2 separate regions of the Homo sapiens genome follow, and region 2 is linked to region 1. A link is an interaction called in ENCODE POLR2A ChIA-PET data of the cell type or tissue named here. Cell type or tissue: OCI-LY7. All regions are shown on one strand. Each heading gives the region's core, and the rest is flanking DNA. Links, peaks and the distances in the headings are about the cores only.

Region 1 (8,087 bases), core at 2,702-6,701:
GAAATCAAGCAAGGTAGGGCCAGGCAGGGGCTAAATAAGAGCCTGAGGCAGACAGATAAGTCTTCAGTTGCAGAGTTGAAACTGTCACCGGTGATGATATAAACAGTTGTACCATCTGTGTGATGCCTTTATCAGGTTGGGGGACAGGCTCTGGAACCAGACCCCTTAGGTTCCAATTCAGGTTCAGCACTTACTGGATGCAAGTTAATTAAAGGTTCTGTACCTCAACATCCTTATTTGTAAAATGGGAATAATACTAAGACTTCCATTATACGTCTATGATGAGGATGAGATGAGTTGATACAGAAAAAGTACTTCCAGGAGTCTCTGGCCCACGGCAAGCACCAGTAAGTAGCCTCTCCTCTTTATCCCCAGTGCATCTTCTTCATCGTTAGTTAATTCGGCTGCTCTCAGCCCCCATGAAGTGGCTAGCACAGAGAGGCAGGACTGCAGGATGTCAAGGCTTCATGTTCAGATGGTCTTGGGTTCGCACTCCTTGCAGTGACAAGCTGTGTGACAGAACAAAACTACCTCTTTGTGCCTCGGTGGCCTCATAGATACCACCTCAATAATACCACATCATTATGGAAACTTTATGAAGGCTATATTAACGAATGGGTGCAAAATGCTCAGCTCAGTCATTTCTCAATAATAATGACTCTTTTTATAAACATCCTCACTCTTTTTTTTTTTTTTTTTTTTGAGACAGGGTCTTGCTCTGTTGCCGAGGCTGGAGTGCAGTGGTGTGGTCACAGCTCACTGCAGTCTCAACTTCCTGGGCTCAAGTGATCTTCCTGCCTCAGCCTCCTCAATAGCTAAGACTACAGGCACACACCACCATGCCTGGCTAAATTTTTTGTAGAGATGGAGATCTTGATTTGTTGCCCAGGCTGATCTCAAACTCCTGGCCTCAAGAGATTCTCCCGCCTTGGCTTCCCAAAGTGCTGAGATTACAGGTGTGAGACACTGTGCACAGTGAAACAGCCCCATTCTAATGATGAGAAACTGAGAAGCAAAAAGGTTAAGGATTAAGAACCTAAAGATGCAGAAATCCAGCCAGCGTGTTGGCTCACGCCTTGTAGTCCCAGCTACTAGGGAGATTGAGGCAGGAAGATAGCTTGAGTGCAGGACATTCAGGCAGCAGTGCGCCATGATGGCACCATTGCACTCCAGCCTGGGTGACAGAGCCAGACCCCATTTCTAAAACAAAAAAAAAATCAAATAACTAAAGATACAGAATTTTCAGCTTTTTCTGCAAGAGTGGTGCACCCTGAAGTATGTTATACCAAACACTGGTGGGATACAGAAGGGTATTCAGAGAGCTATCGGCAACATTATGTATTACTTTTTTTTCTTTTTTTTTTTTTTGTGGTGGAGTCTCGCTCTGTTGCCCAGGCTGGAGTGCAGTGATGCGATCTTGGCTCACTGCAACCTCTGCCTCGTGGGTTCAAGCAATTCTTCTGCTTCAGCCTCCCGAGTAGCTGGGATTACAGACGCACGCCACCACGCCCGGCTAATTTTGGTATTTTTAGTAGAGACGAGGTTTCACCATGTTGGCCAGGCTGATCTCAAACTCCTGACTTCAGGTGATCCGCTCGCCTCGGCCTCCCAAAGTGCTGGGGTTACGGGCATGAGCCACTGCACCTGGCTGTATTACTTTTAATAGTTGTGTATTTTCATGAACACATATATACTTAAGGGTGGAGGGTGGGGTGGGGAGAGGATGGAAAAACTACCTATTCGTACTATACTTATTACCTGGGTGGCAAAATAATCTGTACACCAAAACCCCATGACACACAATTTACCTATATAACAAACCCGCACGTGTACCCCTGAACCTAAAAAAAAAGTTTAAAAAAAGCATTCTTTAAAAAAAAAAACGGTATGTATTTTTTTCACAGTTTCTATCTGTGGCAAGAAAATCAGCCTCCCATTTACCATAGTGACATAAAGTTTCCTTTTTATGTCAGTGTAGTCAATATCCAAATAATGAAAGAAAAATCTTAAGTCAACACTAAACAAGGCAGCAAGAGATATGGCAAAAATCATGAAGTTCATATGTGAGCAGCGGCATGAGAGACACTGTGGTAGACCACATCTGGTGATTCAAATCGCCCAGCAAGATGGTCAAGGGGCCCCTTCAAGGGTTGCAGACAGTGACAGTCTTGTGATTCACTCCCACGTTCTTCATAAGTGAATCTTTCCTTTCTCTGGGTACACATTGACCTATTCCTTCATGAATTTCTTAACCACAAATTAGAACCATGTTATGACCGTCTTGGTCTCCAATTTTTCATCTTTCCTAACTTCCCCCTTGATGTCATTAACTGGTGTGTGTGTGTGTGTGTGTGTGTGTGTGTGTGTGTGTGTAAAAGACAGAGAAAGAAAGGCTGAGGGAGAGAGGGAGAGATGCTTGTGAACAAAGACCATACATGCCTCTCTTGTTCACACCACCTGCTTCAATAATGGACATGTGGGAGTGGCTTAATAGTGATCGTTTACCGTGTGCTATGCATGCATGATTGTTTCTAATCCACCCAGCACTTGGCAAGGCAGATAGTATCACACTACGATTTTTACAAATGAGGAGGAACTTGAGGCTTACAGGGGTGAGGTGGACCCAAGTGGAAGCAGCTAATGTGACAATATTAGAAGTTGAACCTGGGTAGCCTAAACTTAGAGCCTAGATCTAAACCCTTACCCCATTGTCACCCACTTTAAAAGATGCCAGGGAGAGGAGGGGAGGGGAGGGGAAGGGAGAGGGGAGGGGAAGGGAGGGGGAGGAGAAGGGAGGGGAAGGGAGGGGGAGGAGAAGGGAGGGGAAGGGAGGGGAGGGGAGGGGAGGGGAGGGGAGGGAAAGAGAAGGGGAAAGGGAAAGGGGAGATAGAGGCAACAATATTATTTTTATTTTTTATTTTTTTGAGACAGAGTCTTGCCCTGTCACCCAGGCTGGAGTGCAGTGGCACAATCACAGCTCACTGCAACCTCTGCCTCCTGGGTTCAAGTGATTCTCCTGCCTCAGCCTCCCAAGTAGCTGGGATTACAGGTACCCACCACCATACCCAGCTAATTTTTGTATTTTTAGTAGAGATGAGATTTCACCATGTTGGCCAGGCTGGTCTTGAACTACTGACCTTAGGTGATCTGCCCACCTCAGCCTGCCAAAGTGCTGGGATTACAGGCATGAGCCACTGCGCCAGGCCAATAATATTGTTTTTAAGCTACCTAACTAAACTTCCATGTCTTGGGTTCTCTTTTGCACTAAGCATTGGACAGACATCATCTCTATTCCTCATCTAAAATCTCTGCTCAGAGGAAGCTTGACTTGGAGACAGGGTAGAGGTTTGCTATTTAGTCATTTGCTGTCAGGACGGAAGTCGTTAAAGTCAGGCAAGCTATAGTTCCAATCTTGAATCTGCCATCTAAAAGCCGAGTAACCTTGGGCTCATTATTTATACTGCCCAGGCCTCGGTTTCCCCATCTATAATAGGGATGATGATGCCTACTCCATCAGGTCCTACAGGGATCAGATGATATCATGTGTCTCCTGTGCCTGCTTCATAGCATGTTCTTGGTGTATGGTTGCTGTAATTATTGCTGTTGCTGTTACCATTATCCACACACCTTATAAGTCTTGGAACCAAACTATCAACCTAGGGCCATTTTAAGAGAGTAAGGAGCTTATGAGTTAAAGTTGGACTTGAACATCAGGGAGTGCAATCAGCAGAACAATGGCTCTCTAAAAATATCCACATCCTAATTCCCAAAACCTATGACTGTGTTCCCTTGCATGGCAAGAGGGAATTAAGATTGTAAACAGAATTAGCTTGACTCATCAGCTAACCTTAAAATAAGGAGTTCAGCTTGGATTATCCAAGTGGCCCAGTGTAATCTCATAGGTCCTTAAAAGTGGAAGAAGAAGACAGTCAAGTAGTCAGAAAGAAATGTGACTCTAGAAGAAAGGCACAGAGAGAGCCAACGCTGCTGGCTTTCAGTGGAGAAGAGGCCATGAGCCAAGGAATGTGGGCAGCCTCTAAGGCTGGAAAAGGCAAGGAAACAGATTCTCCTCTTGTACATCCAGAAGGAACTGGCAAAACCTTGATTTTAGCTGCATGAGACTTGTGTTGGACTTCTGACCTCTGGAACTGTAAGCTAATGCATTTGTGTTGTTTTAAGCCACTTAGTGCTTAAGGACATTTGTTATCCTTAAGCCATAGGAAACTGATACAATGAGAGAAGACTGAGAAGCTGGCTTCAGATCCATAAGGAAGTCAGAGGTCTTGACAACTTGCCTCATGCAGGCAGCTTTGTCTCACTGATCATCTAAAAATAAAAGTAGAGACAATCACTGCTTCTGCTTCTCCCCCTCCCCTGCAGTGTTGGGAGCCTGGGTGCTCACTCAGCAGATCCAGGCAAGGCTGCTGGAAGGATGTTCTCCCTGGCCAGGGACAAACAAGTGATTGCATTCAGATGGGCCCCAGCCACCAGCAGGGCCCAGCAGGTAGAAGATGTTCTAGGCTGGGCAGAGGGTGCTGTCGTTTTTTCGCAAGGCCAGGAAATGGCCTTCTAGACTGGCAATTGAAGGGCTCATGGAGTGATGGCTATTTTTTCCTTCACAAGAGAAGTCTGGTTAAAACAGGAAACGCCATTCGCAGTGGACAGACATCAGGGCACCATGCTTTCTCCGTTTCCTTCACAATCCAACTGGGCTCACCAAGGCCAGAATGGGGGCTGACACTTGGACACTGTCCATCTATGAAGGAATATTTTGTCACCTTTCAAGGGCAGCTGTTCCTCTCCCATTATCTAAAAGGAAGCATAATGTACATACAATAAAAGCACAGATCTTAAGTGTTCAGTTCTGAGTTTTGAGAATGATATACCCCCCTGTAATTAACATCCACCCAAAACAAGTAAGGGAATGTGTCCTTTAGCCCAGAAAGCACCATGGGCTGTTTGTTAAGCAATGCCAAGCCCCATGCCCCACCCCCCAGAGGCAATGACTAACCTGCTTTTGGTTGCTATAGATTAATCTTTCCTGTAATTTCATAGAAATGGAATAATTCAGACTGTGCTCCTTCATGTCTGTCTTCTTCCACTCTACGTGATTTTGAGATTCATTCATGTTGTTGCATGGACTGTCTGTTCCATTTTCTTACTGAATAATCATATTTCACTGTATAGATAGACCTCATTTTTAAAAAATCTATTTTGCAGCTGGATGCGGTGGCTCATGCCTATAATCCCAGCATTTTGGGAGGCCGAGGCGGGTGAATCACCTGAGGTCAGGAGTTTGAGACCAGCTTGGCCAACATGGCAAAGCCCTGTCTCTACTAAAAATACAAAAATTAGTCAGTCGGGGTGGCAGGCGCCTGTAGTCCCAGCTACTCAGGAGGCTGAGGCAGGAGAATTGCTTGAACCTGTGAGGCAGAGGTTGCAGTAAGCCAAGAGCATGCCACCGCACTCCAGCTTGGGCAAGAGAGCAAGACTCTGTCTCGAAAAAATAAAATAAAATAATTTTTAAAAAATCTATTTTGCTATTAATGCCATTTGGGTTGTTTCCGGTTTGTGGCTATTATGAATAAAGCTGCTACGCATATTCATGAATAAGTCTTTGTGTAGACACAGGTTTTCATTTCTCTTGGGTAATACGTAAGAGTAGAGTCTATAAGAAACTGCCAGACAGTTGTACACCCTTTAGCAATGAACCAGCCTTCTGGTTACTCTTCATCTTCACCAACATTTGTTTCCTTTTTTGTTTTTGTTTTTTCGCTCTTCTAATATGCATGAAATTGTATCTCATTGTGGTTTTAAATTGCACTTCGATGTCTTTTGCTCATTTTTAAAAGTTGTGTTTATCTTTGTATTATTATTTGTAGTTCTTTATATACTTTGGATACAAGTTATCACATATGCAAAATTTTCCCCCAATCTGTGGCTTGTCTACTTATTCTCCTAATACAGTTGACCCTTGAACAACACAGGTTTGAACTGTGTGGTTCCACTTATACGTAGATTTTTTTTAACCAACTGCAAATCGAAAATACAGTATTTTCAGGTTGCAAAACAGAGGGCTGACTTTTCATATACTCAGATTCCACAGAACCGACTGGGGAACTTGAGTATACATGGATTTTGGTACATGTGGCAGGTTCCAGATTGGTCTGTAGTATCTTTGGATGAACAAAGCTTAAAAATTTAATGTTGACCAATTTATTTATTTTATTTGATGGTTAGTGCTTTTTGTGTCCTAAGAAATCATTGCCTAACCCAAGCCTACGACAATATTATTCTATGTTTTCTTCTAGAATACTCTAAGTTTATATTTAGTTCTCTGATCTAACTCAAATTTATTTTTGTGTCTGGAGTTAGTATGAGAGAATGAACCAATACGATGACTATTTGTTAATTTCCTACCAATGGCCAGGCACCCTGGAGACGGCAGGATCACTGTCCCTGAGTTCAGGGTCCAGTGCAGGGTTCAGCAAACCTTTTCTCTAAAGGGCCACATGGTGAATATTTTAGGCTCTACAGGCCATACAGCCCCTGTTGCCACTACTCTATTCTGCCTTCTAAGGCAAAAGCAGCCATGGGCAGTACCTAAATATGTAAGCATGGCTGTGTTCCAATAAGAGTATTCATAAACAATGAAATTTGAATTTTATATAGTTTTTATATTTCACAAAATATTCTTTTTCTTTTTTTTTTTTTTAACCAGTTAAAAATATAAAAACCATCTTTAGGTTGTGGACTATACAAAAACAAGCAGCCACCAGGTTTCACCTGCAGCCCCAGGCCACAGTTTGCCAACTCCTGGGCTGCTCAGCAAGGCAAACGTTCAACAAACACGAGGCCACGCTGTGATACCAGCATGGAAGCAAAGAGTTGCGTTCTGTGGGTGAGAGGATGACAGGTAGTGGGTAATCTGCTTTGGATGAGATCAAAAGGAATTATAACTAAACCACAATGAGATACCAAAAATAATGAGTGTTGGTGAGGATGTAGAGAAATTGGAACCTTTGTCTATTGCTGGAGCAAATGTAAAATGATGCAGCCACTGAGGAAAACAAAAAAATTAAAGAGAATACCACATGACCCAGCAATTCCACTTGTAGGTATAAACCCAAATAATTAAAGGTATCAAACAGATACTTTTTTTTTTTTCTTTGAGACAGAGTCTCGCTCTGTTACCCAGGCTGGAGTGCAGTGGTGGGATCTCAGCTCACTGCAACCTCCGCCTCCCTGGTTCAAGCGATTCTCCTGCCTCAACCTCCCGAGTAGCTGGGATTACAGGTGCCCGCCATTATACCTGGCTAATTTTTGTATTTTTAGTAGACACAGGGCTTCACCATGTTGGTCAGGCTGGTCTGGAGCTCCCGACCTCAGGTAATCCGCCCACTTCAGCCCCACAAAGTGCTGGGTTTACAGGCGTGAGCCACAGCGCCCAACCAAACAGATACTTTTTTACAGCAATGCTCATAGCACATATTTGCAATAGCCAAAGGGTAGAAACAGCCACATTCCATCAACAGATAAATGCATAAACAGGTACGTGCATACAATGGAATATTACTCAGCCATAAGAAGCGTGGAATTCTGATCCATGCTATGACATAGATGAAACCTGAAAACATTATGCCAAGTGAAATAAACCAAACCCAAGAGAAAAATATTCTATGATTCCATTTTTATGAGGTACATAGAACAGACAAATTTACAGAGACAGAAAGTACAATAGAGGCTCGGGGACTGCTGGGGAGAATGGGGGGTTGTTATTTAAGGAGTACAGAGTTTCTGTTTGGGATGATGAAAAAGTGTTGGCAATGGATGGTGGTGTTGGTCATCCAACATTGGAAATGCATTGAATCCCATTGAGTTGTGCACTTTTTTTTTTTTTTTTTTTTTGAGACGGAGTCTCGCTTTGTCGCCAAGGCTGGAGTGCAGTGGCGCGATCTCGGCTCAGTGCAAGCTCCGCTTCCCGGGTTCACGCCATTCTCCTGCCTCAGCCTCCCTAGTAGCTGGGACTACAGGCGCCGCCACTGTGCCCGGCTAATTTTTTTGTATTTTTAGTAGAGACGGGGTTT
Region 2 (8,087 bases), core at 1,447-5,446, 110 kb after region 1:
CAGGACCATGCTTTGCCAACAAATAAGTTATCGGATCAGAAGTAATTGTCACTGGTTCATCGGTGTCAAAAGTCAACTCCAAATTGCAAAGCTGGAAAACATCTTTGCAACATGTATGACAGACGCCTAATAGCCTATATAAAGAGAACTTACAGATGGAAAATCCTCAAAATAAAGGCAATACCCGTAAAAAGAAATATAAAAGGCTGATCAATAGATGCCATGATGTTCAGCTTATTGGCGAAGCTGCCCCATTTCACAGCTTCGGGGGGGGTGTCTATTTGGAAACAGACACTCCAAATAGAGAACTGTGAAACTGGCAGCCTGCCTGACCATATTCAGTGCCCCTGCTTAGTAAACAACAACAATAAGTAAAACAATGAGAATATTGTAATACAGTTGTCCCTCCATATCCCTGGGGGATTGGTTCCAGGACCTCCCACGGATACCAAAATCCACAGATGCTCAAGTTCCTGACAGAAAAAGGTGTATTTGGCAGGCCAAGGTAGGCGGATCACTTCAGCTCAGGAGTTCCAGCATAGTCTAGACAACATGGCGAAACCTCATCTCTACAAAAAGTACAAATATTAGCTCAGCATGATGGCGTCCCCCTGTAGTCCCTGCTACTTGGGAGGCTGAGGTGGGAAGATGGCTTAAGCCCAGTAGGTGGAGATTGCAGTGAGTCAAGATCTTGCCACTGCACTCCAGCCTGGGCAACAGAAACACACCCTGTCTCAAAAAACAAAAGAAAAAGGTATATTTGCATACAGCTTATGTACATCCTCCTGTACACATTAAGTTACCTGTAGATTACTTATAACACCTAAGCCTATATAAATAGTTGTTGTACAGTATTATTCAGGAAACGACAAGAAAGAAAGTCAGTACATGTTCACTGCAGATGCATTTTTTTTTTTTTTAAACAGAGTTTCACGCTTGTTGCCCAGGCTGGAATGCAATAGCGCAATCTCTGCTCAACACAACCTTCGCCTCCCGGGTTCAAGTGATTCTCCTGCCTCAGCCTCCTGAGTAGCTGGGATTACAGGCATGTGCCACCAAGCCCGGCTAATTTTTTTGTATTTTTAGTAGAGGCGGGGTTTCTCCATGTTGGTCAGGCTGGTCTCGAACTCCTGACCTCAGGTGATCCGCCCACCTCAGCCTCCCAAAGTGCTGGGATTAAAGGCGTGAGCCACTGCGCCCGGCAATCATCTTTTTTTTTTTTTTTTCAAATATTTTCAGTTGAGTTGAGTTAATCCATGGATACAGAATCCGCACGTACGTAGGGCCAACCGTCCTGAGAGGAATTTTTTTTTTTTTTTTTTTTTTGAGACAGGGTCTCATTCTCTCACCCAAGCTACAGTGCAGTAGCATCATCATGGCGCACTGCAGCCTCAACTTCCCAGTCTCCCGCAATCCTCCCATCTCAGTCTCCCAAGTAGCTGGGACCACAGGCATGCACCACCATGCCAAGCTAATTTTTGTATTTTGGGTAGAGACAGAGTTTTGCCATGTTGCCCAAGCTGGTCTCAAACTCCTGAGCTCAAGCAATCCTCCCACCTTGTCCTCCCAAAGTGCTGGACTTATAGGCATGAGCCACTGCACCTGGCCTACCTGGGGGGATTTTTAAAAGCATCTTTATTGACATGTAATTAACATACAATAACTACACATATTGAAAAGGTACAATTTGTTTTGTTCTGTTCTATGTATATGACCATGAAATCATCACCACAAATCAATATAGTAACCATATCCATTAGTCCAAAAGATTTCTTTGTAATTACTTTATTTTGTTCCTCCCGCCGATTACCAGGCAACCACTGGTCTGCTTTACTATAGATTAGTGTCATTATAGGTTAGTGTCACTAAATGGAGATTAGTGTATACTTCTTAGTGTTTATACAAATGGAATCAAATGGCATGTACTCTTTGTTGTCTGGCATCTTTCACTCAGCATAATAATTTTGAGAATCACTAATGTCATTGCATGTATCAATAGTTCATTTACTTTTATTGCTGAGTGCTATTCCATTGTATGGATGTACCACAATTTGTTTATCTATTAAGTTGTTGACGGACATATGGTTTATTTTCAGTTTGAAGTTATTACAATTAAAACCACTATAAACATTTGTGTACAACTCTTTGTATGGACATCTATTTCCTTTTCTCTTGGATAAATACCAAGGCATGAAATGGCTAGATCATAGGGTAGATGGACATTGAACTTTTAAAGAAACTGTCAAACTATTTTCCAGAATGGTTGCAACATCTTTCTTTCCTACCAGTGGTATATGAGAGTTCCAGTCCCTCCACATTCTTTTTCTTTCTTTCTTTTCTTTTCTGAGATGAAGTTTCATTCTTGTTGCCCAGGCTGGAGTGCAACGGCACCATCTCAGCTCACCACAACCTACGCCTCCCAGGTTCAAGTGATTCTCCTGCCTCAGCCTCCTGAGTAGCTGGGATTACAGGCATGCGCCACCATGCCCAGCTAATTTTGTATTTTTAGTAGAGACAGGGTTTCTCCATGTTGGTCAGGTTGGTCTCAAACTCCCGACCCCAGGTGATCCACCCACCTCGGCCTCCCAAAGTGCTGGGATTACAGGCATGAGCCCCCATGGCAGCTTTTTTTTTTGAGATAGAGTCTCAGTCTGTCACCCAGGCTAGAGTACAGTGGTGCAATCACGGCTCACTGCAACCTCCTCCACCTCCCAGTTTCAAGCGATTCTCCAGCCTCAGCCTCTCGAGTAGCTGGGATTACAGGAGCACACAACCATGCCAAGCTAATTTTTAAATTTTTAGTAGAGATGGGGTTTCACCATGTCAGCCAGGCTGGTCTTGAACTCCCAACAAATGATCCACCCACCTTGGCCTCCCAAAGTGCTAGTATTACAGGTGTGATCCATTGTGCCTGGCCAAGTCCCTCTACATTCTTGCCTACTCTTGGTATGGTTAGCATTTTAATTTTACCAGAAAATATCATGAATAATAAGGTAATATATAATATTTTGAACTATAAGATTTGCAAAAGAATTTCCATTGTTAATAACCAGTGTTGGTAACATATAGAAGAAAGCACTCTTATATACTGATGTTAGAAATGTAAATTAGCACAATTTTCTGAGAGCCAGCTTGGCAGTGTATATCAAATGGCTTGAAGTCTTTTTTGTTTTATTGGGCAATTCCACTTCTGGGAATTTATCCTAAAAAAAATAAGAATGCGTGCAAATATATATAGACAATGCTATTCACCTCATTGATGTAATAGTATAAACATGAAATCATGGAGACATAATCAATAGAGATGTATGGGATTGATACACCCATCCCTGGAATAGTGTGCAGTGGTTAAAAAATTATCTTGCAGAAAAGTATTTGTCGGAAATTTTTCATCACAACAAAAGTTGAGATAAATTTCGCAAACACTGTGTGTGATGTGACATCTGTGAGGCTGCTGTGCCTACAGGTAAACATGGGCACTGGGATGGCCTGGGTTCAAATCCCAGCTCTGACACATGATGTAGAAGCCCTACGACACAACCTTTCCCACTGTAAAGTGGTCATAATAGCATTCCTTTCTTTCAGAAGCCAAGATAAATGAGAAAAAGCACAGTGGGCTTGGCACAACCTCAGAGAGATCTTGGCTTTGTTTGTTTTTTTTGTTTTGTTTTGGGGTTTTTTTTCGGGGCGGGGGTTGTTTGTTTTTTGTTTTGAGACAGGGTCTCACTCTGTCTCCCACACTAGAGTGCAATGGCATGATCTCAGCTTGCTACAACCTCTGCCTCCCAGCCTCAAGCAATTCTTCTGCCTCAGCCTCCCAAATAGCTGGGACTACAGGTGCGCACCACCGTGCCTGGCTAATTTTTGTATTTTTGGTAGTGACAGGGTTTTACCATGTTGGCCAGGCTGGTCTTGAACTCCTGGCCTCAAGCGATTCTCCCACCTCGGCCTCCCAAAGTGCTGGGATTACAGGCGTGAGCCACCGTGCCTGGCCTAGTTTGTTTGTTTGTTTGTTTGTTTGTTTGAGACGGAGTTTCGCTCTTGTTGACCAGGCTGGAGTGCAATGGCACGATCTCGGCTCCCTGCAACCTGCACTTCCCAGGTTCAAGCAATTCTCCTTCCTCAGCCTCCTGAGTAGGTGGGATTACAAGCACCTGCCACCACCATGCCTCGCTAATTTTTTTTGTATTTTTAGTAGAGTCGGGGTTTCACCATGTTGGCCAGGCTGGTCTTGAACTCCTGACTTCAGGTGATCTGCCCGCCTCGGTCTCCCAAAGTGCTGGGATTACAGGTGTGAGCCACCGTACCCAGCCTTGTTTGTTTTTAAATAATGATTTTACATATACTGTTCTAAATGCTGGCCTTATTTTCACTATTAATCTTGATCTATATTTGTATTCTCTGAAAATAAAGATCACTATTAACAGTGGTTGTTTTGCAGATACAGGGTTTTTGGTAATTTTTTTTCTTTTCATTTATCAGTGTTTGCTAAACATTCTCTCTAAACTCACACTAGTTTTGTTATTAATAACTGTATATCAACCAGAGGTAGAATTTATTTGCATATTTTTCCTCTGGGATATTTTTCCTTTCTTATGTTTTTCCATTAAATACAGATTAAAATGTTTAAAGTTAAAAAATCTTAAAGGTAAATACAGAATTAGAACATAATTCAGCAATCCCACTCCTAGATATATATATCTAAAAGAATTGAAAACTGGGACTCAGATATTTGTACATCAGTATTTATATCCACATCATTCCCAATAGTCAAAAGGTAGAAACAACCCAAATATCCATCATTAGATTAATGAATTAACAAAAACGCAGTACATATATATAATGAAACATTATTCAACATTAAAATGCTACAACATGACCAGCATGGTGGCTCACGCCTGTTATCCCAACACTTTGGGAGGCCGAGGGAGGCGGATCACTTGAGGTCAGAAGTTCGAGACCAGCCTGGCCAATCTGGTGAAACCCCATCTCTACTAAAAATACAAAAATTAGCCGGGCATGGTGGCATGCACCTGTAATCCCAGCTCCTCAGGAGGCTGAGGAAGGAGAATCACTGGAAGCTGGGAGGCAGATGTTGCAGATTGTGCCGCTGCACTCCAGCCTGGGTGACAGAGTGAGACTCAGTCTCAAAAGATAAATAAAATAAAATGCTACAACATGGATGAACCTTGAGGACATTATGCCAACTGAAATAATATTTAAATTTTTTGCCAATATTTCAAAATAAAAAGCTGTGATATAAAAACCTAGTTTCCAGGCTTTTCTTGAAAAATTAAGGCTGGGTGCGGTGGCTCATGCCTATAATCCCGGCACTTTGGGAGGCCGAGGCAGGAGGATTGCTTGAGTCCAGGAGTTCAAGACCAGCCTGGGCAACATAGTAGGACCTAGCCTGTACAAAAAATAAACAAAATTAGCTGGGCGTGGTGGTGCGTCTGTAGCCCCAGCTACTTGAGAGGCTGAGGTGGGAGGATCGCTTGAGTCCAAGAGGTTGAGGTTGCAGTGAGCTGAGATCACACCACTGCACTCCAGCCTGGGCAACAGAGCGAGACTCTGTCTCAAAAAAAAAAAAGAATGAAAGAAAGAAAAAGGCCGGGCGTGGTGGCTCATGCCTGTAATCCCAGCACTCTGGGAGACCGAGGTGGGCAGATCACCTGAGGTCGGTAGTTCAAGACCAGCCGATCAACATGGTGAAACCCCATCTCTAATACAAATACAAAAAAATTAGCCGGGCGTGGTGGTGCATGCCTGTAATCTCAGCTACTCAGGAGGCTGAGGCAGGAGAATCGCTTGAACCCGGGAGGCGGAGGTTGCAGTGAGCCAAGATCGCGCCATTGTACTGCAGCCTGGGCAACACGAGCAAAACTGTCTCAAGAGAAAAAAGAAAGAAAGAAAAAGAAAATTAGAAGATTGGACACACCCTGGGCCTCCATGAAAACTAAAAGCTACAGGAAATATCCTTTATGTTATGTTACCTAATTCATAGCCTTTGTCACACTGTGGTACAAACTATGTGTTAGCCTGTCTCTGTACCTCTAGTCTAATGAGGATATTTTGAGGGTATCCCCTCATTCCTCTCATCCCAGTTCCTGACACAAAGGATAAATGTTTGTTGAAAAACGAATGGTTGGAAATTACAGTTGGTTTCAAATACATAATTAGTTGAAGCTAAGTCAACTTAAAGACAGAAGGCTCTATTTTGTTAATAAAGGTGTCAGCAAGGCATAGCACTACATAGTTGGTAAGAACATAAATCAGTCATCTTTGGAGGACTTCTGTGAGGTCTGTCAACATTTTAAAGCTGCATACTCTTTGACCTGATTATTCTGTTTAGAGGAATTATCAGACAGATACAATAGCATATGGGCATTTGCACACAAAGCTATGAACAAGAATAATTATAGCAATATTATTTGTAGAAGCTGGCAGCAATCTGAATGTCTATCAATAGGGGACTGAGTAAATAAGTGATCTATCTGTACAGGAGAATACAGTATTCTGCAGCTCGAAAGAGTCTATCTGTGCAGATACACAACTATCTCCATGGTTAGGTAAAAAAGACGAGATGTAGAAATATGTGCAGTGTAGCCCCCATTTGTGTATGAAAGGGTGTGTGTGCCTCTGTGTGTGCATGCGCACTTATATTTGCTAATATATGTGTAAAGCAAGGTTTCTCAACCTTAGCACTGCTGACATTTTGCACCAGATAATTTTTTGCTACGGGCAGCTGTCCTGTGCAAGATTTCCTGTAACTGCTTGTCTGTGGAGATGAAAACTAAGAGATCACAACCAAAAAGACAGAGGGAAACCATTTTCACCTGTCGAAATTTTAACTTTTTTTTTTTTTTTTGAGACAGAGTTTTGCTCTTGTCCCCCAGGCAGGAGTGTAATGGCACGATCTTGGCTCACTGCAACCTCCGCCTCCTGGGTTCAAGCTATTCTCCTGCCTCAGCGTCCCAAGTAGCTGGGATTACAGGCATGCGCCACCACGCCCGGCTAATTTTTTTGTATTTTTAGTAGAGACGGGGTTCCTCCATGTTGGTCAGGCTGGTCTCGAACTCCCGACCTCAGATGATCACCTGCCTCGGCTTCCCAAAGTGCTGGGATTACAGGCATAAGCCACGGTGTCTGGCCTGAAATTTTAACTTTTAGAACATGAATATTATAAAACAGTTTCATTTACATTTTACTGTGGTGTTCAGATACCTCCAGGACCACTTAAGAAAATACGAAAAACTCTACATGTTGGCAAGGAATTCCCTTCTCTCTTTTTGGTCTATTTATTAAAATAACTACATAAACCATAGATTACATGATCTCATCCAATTTGCCCCTTTGCCAGGTGGGAAAACTGATTCCAGAAAAGGAAAAAGTCCCGGCTGGGCGTGGTGGCTCATTCCTGTAATCCCAGCACTTTGGGAGGCCAAGGTGGGCATATCACTTGAGGCCAGGAGTTTGAGAACAGCCTGGCCAACATGGCGAAACCCCGTCTCTGCTAAAAATAAAAAACCTAGCAGGGCATGGTGTTGAGTGCCTGTAATCCCAGCCACTAGGGAGGCTGAGGCAGGAGGATTGCTTGAACCCGGGAGGTGGAGGTTACAGTGAGCCGAGATCACGCCACTACACTCCAGCTTTGGTGACAGTAAGTCTCCATCTCAAAAAAAAAAAAAAGTCCTAAGGCCATCGATGATGGGTGATCAAACCACAGCTAGCACCCGGATCCCCCAAGCCCCAGGCTTGCTGGGACTTGCACATCTAGGTCTCCACTATAGAAAGCAGACCTTTACCATGAGCTAGCAACTCAAGAAAATGACGCCTGTCACCCCGAGGCAGAACGACAGCTGCTTCCCAGCCAGCCAATGTCTATCTTTGTTCTGGGACATTTGAAGTTGTGCAATGATGGCTTCGCTCCAGCCTAGAGACCTGGCAGGTGCCTCGTTTTATCTGGAAACTTTGCCTTTGCTGTGGCCGACTGACAGTCCTCAAGGCAACTTCCATGTTCCCTGGGGGAAAGAACTCGATTGTTCTAGTTTCCAGCAGGCATTCATCTCTTGTTGGATCAGCTATCA

The links. ChIA-PET counts read pairs that join two places held together with the same protein. Peaks named below come from ENCODE experiments on the same cell type or tissue, not always from the same donor. Only the 100,000 strongest peaks of a DNase experiment are listed, where the experiment ranks them.
Region 2: POLR2A ChIA-PET joins it to region 1 with 5 read pairs; 6 of 35 experiments call an interaction of 5 or more read pairs at or near these places.

The regions. Positions count from the first base shown.
Region 1 is chr20:53,887,507-53,895,593 of GRCh38, reverse strand. No RefSeq gene overlaps it. Among named protein-coding and RNA genes, the nearest start is that of BCAS1-AS1, 24 kb to the left of the region's middle. In OCI-LY7, for the core only: no CTCF peak of the experiment used is centred there; no DNase peak of the experiment used is centred there; H3K4me3 peaks cover 16 bases; H3K27ac peaks cover 1,746 bases.
Region 2 is chr20:53,778,099-53,786,185 of GRCh38, reverse strand. No RefSeq gene overlaps it. Among named protein-coding and RNA genes, the nearest start is that of BCAS1-AS1, 130 kb to the left of the region's middle. RefSeq lists a silencer at 6,190-6,390. In OCI-LY7, for the core only: no CTCF peak of the experiment used is centred there; no DNase peak of the experiment used is centred there.